2 separate regions of the Homo sapiens genome follow, and region 2 is linked to region 1. A link is an interaction called in ENCODE POLR2A ChIA-PET data of the cell type or tissue named here. Cell type or tissue: B cell. All regions are shown on one strand. Each heading gives the region's core, and the rest is flanking DNA. Links, peaks and the distances in the headings are about the cores only. Region 1 has its middle 13 kb from the start of SLC20A1-DT. Region 2 overlaps LOC124906068 (a long non-coding RNA gene).

Region 1 (2,913 bases), core at 188-2,687:
CAACACAGAAGGACGTCCGTCACGCTGCTGGATGACTCTTAATATAAGAGTTCCAAGTCAAGGCGAACATCATGGAAGGAAGAAGTCCACAATGAGGCTGGGGTGAGGTTGGTAAATTCCAGTCCCTAACTTTAGCCCTTAGACAGCTACATTTAGATATTGGATATTTGCCACCCCTTTCAATTACTGGGCTCCAAGAGATTACCTAGGAGAAGGCAGACTCTATATTCTGGATCTGCGACTAAAAAATGTTTTTGCACAAAACGTTTGCTCCTTTAGTTGTTTTTGCTTTTCTCTTTTGTCTCTACTTTCTAAGCCACTCCCTGTTTGCTGAGCTGAAAAGCAAGTTCTCAGCCCTGCTGTCTCTTTCTAAAGCCAGCTTGCCTGTAGCCCCCAGGGGTGAGGAGAGGTGTTAGAAGAAAACACTTCTCCCCTTCTGGGTCCCTTCCGCAGCTGGAGTTGGTGCACAGTGGGGATAATGAGAAAAAATAGGAAAGCAAAAAGGCTTTGTGGGAAAGGAAGGTGGCCACATACCAACGCTGGGTCTAGCTGGAGGGCAAGCAGGAAACATGAACAAAATGAAAACATGGAGAATTCCTATCAGACCACTGCTTCACGGCATCCTAAGTTTTAATCAGGACGAATGTTCAGATAAACCCAAAAAATCCTTGAAACGAGGACAAATGCAACATTTGGCCCTCAAGTCGCTGCCTCCCATTGTCATCCCCTTTTGAAACAACAAAAAATATCACACATGTCTGACCTGCCTGGCCAACATGGTGAAACCCTGCCTCTACTAAAAGTACAAAAATTAGCCGGGTATAGTGGCAGGTGCCTGTAATCCCAGCTACTCGGGAGAGGCTGAGGCAGCAGAATTGCTTGAATCTGGAAGGCGGAGGTTGCAGTGAGCTGAGATTGTGCCACTGTGTGTGTGTGTGTGTGTGTGTGTGTGTGTGTGTGTGTGGTGTATACACACACACACACATATATATCTCCCACATCTCCCACAAGATAAAGTCAATATCTGGTCCGCTTTGATCGTTTCCTCCCTGTCATCATTGCCCCTGTGTCCCTCCTGGCACCTCTGCCCAAGCCTGGTCCAGCAGCCCCTTGCCCTGGATTCCCACACCAGGCTACAGCTGTCCATCCACGCCCCCATCCCCTCCGAGAACACGCTTCCTCCTGCAGCCCGCTTCAGGACCAGCCCACACACCACCTCCTCCAGGGGCACTGGGGTTCCTGGAAGGTGCTGGCTCCTCCTCCCAACTCCAGGCACCCTGACGCCACTTTGTCAGTGTGGTTTTCACATCCTGTCCTAGCGGTATGTTTGTCTTTTCGCCCCCAGATTCACAGCTTCCTAAGTGAAGGAGCCAAGTCTTGCTCTTTTCTTTACCCTAGAACAAGATACAGTTTCTGATCATACTTAATATTTGATGAACAGATGTTTTCCTTTAAACGTTTAAAGTTTAACTTTTAAAATCTCAGTAAGAAATACATCTGACATTACCACCCAGACTCATACACACATGTCACTGAATCAAAAGTTTCATGAAATAATACTTACTCTGTTGGATGCACTCTGATATTTTCTTTAATTTCATTTTTTAAAAAGTGCTTGTGGGGACTTGTAGGTGGAAAGCCATGGTCCTAAAGTGTACGGAGAAGCTGTCATTGCTAAAGTGAGAGAAGCTTTGCTTCCAAGCTAGGATCAGGTTAGGATTAAACTATAAACAGATGAGGGCTTCTGTTTGCTCTGATCTGCAGACTGAGAGAGTCTGGCCTCATTAAGAAACAGAAGCCAAGGCGGGGCTTACTGACGATGATGGACTTCAAGCTCCTAGGGCCTGCTCTTTGCAGCTTTCCTGTTCAGTACTTTATATCTTTCCTTCACTCCTTTAACATACCCATCCCTAACTCACAAAGATTCCCCAGACTCCACCTGGTACCCCAGCGATATTGTGTGCACAGCTCTACGATGGCTCTTGTCACACTGTACTGTAATGCAAATCTTTTTTAGGTGGCTAGCTCTTCAACTGAGCTGCTGGAGGGATCCCGGCCAGGGAAATGCTGGCCAAAAAGAGTGTGTGAATGGGAGGAGAGGAACTTTTGCATCTTGGGGTCTAGAGGTGCCCATCTCTTCCTTGTTGTTGCCTGGGCAGGGGGTCACCACTGGCTCTGGAGCCACAGCGGGGAAAGGCAGGCCAGGGTACACCGCGGTGGAGCAGAAGGGCAGGGAGCAGTGATGTAATTCAATTACAGAACTCGGTTATCCCTTCACTTTGTGTAGAAACGTCACCACTTAATAAATTTTTTTGTTTGTTTGTTTGAGACAGAGTCTCACTCTGTCACCCAGGCTGGAGTGCAGTGGCATGATCTCAGCTAGCTGCAGCCTCTGCCTCCCGGGTTCAAGCGATTCTCCTGCCTCAGCTGGAGAGTCCTACTCTCCTGAGTAGCTGGGACTACAGAGGTGCACCACCACACCCAGCTAATTTTTGTATTTTTAGTAGAGATGGGGTTTTACCATGTTGGCCAGGATGGTCTCGATTTTCTGACCTTGTGATTCGCCCACCTCGGCTTCCCAAAGTGCTGGGATTATAGGCATGAGCCATCGCGCCTGGCCACCACTTAAGAAATTAATAGTCCCAGCTACTTGGGAGGCTGACGCAGGAGAATCACTTGAATCTAGGAGGCGGAGGTTGCAGCGAGCCAAGATCACACCACTGCACTCCAGCCTGGGTGACAGAGCGAGACTCTGTCTCAAAAAAAAAAAAAAGTAAGAAATTAAGAAAATAGGCTGAAGGTGGTGGCAAGTGCCTGTAATCATAGCTGCTAGGGAGACTGAGGCATGAGAATTACTTGAACCCAGGAGGCAGGGGTTGCAGTAAGCCGAGATCACGCCATTGCAGTCCAGCT
Region 2 (2,913 bases), core at 118-2,617, 270 kb after region 1:
GAGAAGAGCTCATGACTCTCCCATCTCCTAATTCTACCTTGGTGGATTTTAGACTGACCACAACTCATGGGTAAATGAGGGAAGACGAATAAGAAACCTTGCTTTTTTTTCCTCCTTGTTTTTGGCTGGCTGCAGTGGCTCACACCTGTAATCTCATCACTTTGGGAGGCCAAGGTGGGAAGATCACTTGAGCTCAGGATTTCAAAACTGGCCTGGGCAACATAGTGAGACCCCATCTCTAAAAAAAAAAAAAAAAAAAAAAAAAGGCGACAGGCGGTGCGTGCCTGTAATCCTACCTACTCAAGAAGCCGAGGTGGAAAGATCACTTGAGCATGGGAGGTCAAAGCTGCAGTGAACCTTGATTGCACCACTTCATTCCAGCCTGGGTGACAAAGCAGGACGCTGCCTCAAGAAAACAAAAACAAAACCTTAATTTTTTGGCTATTCTTTTCTGGTAAGAATGGTATAGAGATGGGGATGAGGATGGCTATTGTATGAGAGAGCAAACAGGGTCCAAGCAGTGCTCTGGGCTGTCTAAGGACCAGTAGTCAGCTTAACTTCTCAAATTTCCAGGGAAGGAGTTTGGAGTGGTAGAATATCCTGGGTATGCCCAAAGCATCACCTTGCAAATAGCCTGTCATGAATAATTTGTTTCATTTGTTATGACTGGAAACTGGCTTTGTGTATGCCAGAGAATGGGGGCAGGAAAGAGAGATTGGTGTCTTGAGCTCTCTGTGCCTCTGGGGCAGTGATGCTTTTCCTCTCATGTGGAAGGAGAGCATGACTGAAAAGGTGCACAAATAAGGTGTCTGTGAGAGAAATTAACCTTCCAGATACAGAGACACAACCTTCCCCAAGAGGTCCTCATTGCTCTGCCTTTTTTCCTTTTTTTTGCTTGTTCTACCATTAATAACAGAAACTGATTATGACCTCAAAAGAGAGGAGAAAGCGACTCTCCCCACCCTAGAGCTAGTTAACCACCATATCTTCCTAGATCTCAGTTCAAGAGTCACTTCCATCCCCAATAAAAGCCCTTGAGTGCTGAGCACCTCTCCGTCATAGCATTTGTCCTAGGGGTTTTTGTACATTTTCTTGTGTGAAACTTGGGTTGACATCTGTATTTCCGACTAGATTACAGTTTCCTCAAGGGTAGGGATGTCTTGCTTGCCATTTTCAGTTCCAGCATCTAGACAGTACCTCAAGCAAACAAGGCCGAGGGGGGTGCGGATCACGAGGTCAGGAGTTCGAGACCAGCCTGATGAACATGGTGAAACCCCGTCTCTACTAAAAATATAAAAATTAGCCAGGCGTGGTGGCAGGTGCCTGTAATTCCAGCTACTCAGGAGTCTGAGGTAGGAGAATCGCTTGAACCCGGGAGGTGGAGGTTGCAGTGACCTGAGATCCACTGCACTCCAGCTTGGGTGACAGAGCAAGACTTCGTCTCAAAAAAAAAAAAAAAAAAAGAAAGAAAAAAGAAAATAAAATGAATGAATGAGTGAGATGAATGAGTTAGCAGTGTTGGATTTAAGTGTCAGATTCTTCCCAGCTTGACTTTTTTCTTTGGCTTAGTGATTTTGAGGTCCCAAGATTTATTTTCCTTTCACAAAGGTGATCACTACCATAAGATCTTCAGAAAAGGAAATGTGGCAGGCCAGGTCTCACTAATGCAGATCTCTATAACAACTGTTTCAGTACTGACTAAATGGTTAAGTTAAATATTAAAAACCAGTGTTCTTATACAAAGGCTGGAATGTAACAAAAGCCCATCAAGAGTTTTGCCCAGGCCTTTTCTGGGCCTTAAAATATGACAAAATAAAGAAGGAATTCTTAACAGGACCCATTTAGGATTAAACAAGTTTTATTGTGGGTCTGAAGAAACTCCCCAGGCCTCCACAAACAAGTTTATTGGTGCTCTAAAGGAACTCCCCAAACCTCCATGATTTAGCAGGGGACAAGATAAGGGTAATTACCCCAGCACCTGGACCCATTTAGATTAAGTAAATTTACTGAGGCTCCAGGGGAAGATCTTCCGGACTCAGACCTTAGTTACAGATTAAAAGAAGTTAATCACTTACGTCTTCAGGTGAATGCACACTTACACGTAGACATATAGCTTAGAAGGTATATAAGCTCTGGAAAATGTCATAATTTTGAGTTGGCCTGGTGATGATTTCCAGGCCTTCTCCCTGTAACTGGTTGCAGAAATAAAAACTCTCTTCCTCCCCAGCTCATCTGCATCTTGTTATTGGGCCATGAGAAATAGCAGCCCAACCCTCAGTTTGGTCCTGGAACAGAAACTCTGGATGAACACTATCAATAGAGCTCTTTGCCATGATGGAAATGTTCTATATGTTTGCTGTACAGTAGTCATTAGTCACATGTGGCTGCTGAGCACTTGAAATGTGGCTAGTGAGATGAAGGAACTGAGTTTTTAATATTACTCAATTTTACTTAGTTTAAACTTCAATAGCTACACATGGCTAGTGGCTACTGTATTGAATAGTGCAGTTCTAAACTATGTACTTCAAGTAGAAGGAAAATGATCCCAGAGGGGAGTCATAAATAGAAGAAGAAACGAAGAGCAAAGAAAATTCTAAATATATGCAAAAATGTAAATGAACACTCATGCTATAAAATAATGCTATTTTAGAAAGTTTTAAAAGTATACGGTATTAACATATATGACATTAAAAGCATGTAAGTTGGGAGAGGATTGAGGTAAGTGAAGGTGTTCTGTGGGCCTTAAATTAGATGGGAGGAAAATAAAGCTACTCATTAACATTAGTTTTTTAAATAAATTAAGGATCCATGGATTACAGAGTAATTTTAGGTAAGTGCTAAAAAATAGAAAATAAATGCATAAGTTTCAAACTAGTAGGAAGAAAAATGAAATGATAGAAAATATTCAAACTA

The links. ChIA-PET counts read pairs that join two places held together with the same protein. Peaks named below come from ENCODE experiments on the same cell type or tissue, not always from the same donor. Only the 100,000 strongest peaks of a DNase experiment are listed, where the experiment ranks them.
Region 2: POLR2A ChIA-PET joins it to region 1 with 5 read pairs; 5 of 35 experiments call an interaction of 5 or more read pairs at or near these places.

The regions. Positions count from the first base shown.
Region 1 is chr2:112,629,997-112,632,909 of GRCh38, forward strand. No RefSeq gene overlaps it. Among named protein-coding and RNA genes, the nearest start is that of SLC20A1-DT, 13 kb to the right of the region's middle. RefSeq lists an enhancer at 654-1,171. In B cell, for the core only: no CTCF peak of the experiment used is centred there; a DNase peak (open chromatin) is centred at 1,195; H3K4me3 peaks cover 547 bases.
Region 2 is chr2:112,899,915-112,902,827 of GRCh38, forward strand. The region is part of intron 2 of LOC124906068 (a long non-coding RNA gene); the gene reads right to left. Among named protein-coding and RNA genes, the nearest start is that of IL37, 9.8 kb to the right of the region's middle. In B cell, for the core only: no CTCF peak of the experiment used is centred there; no DNase peak of the experiment used is centred there.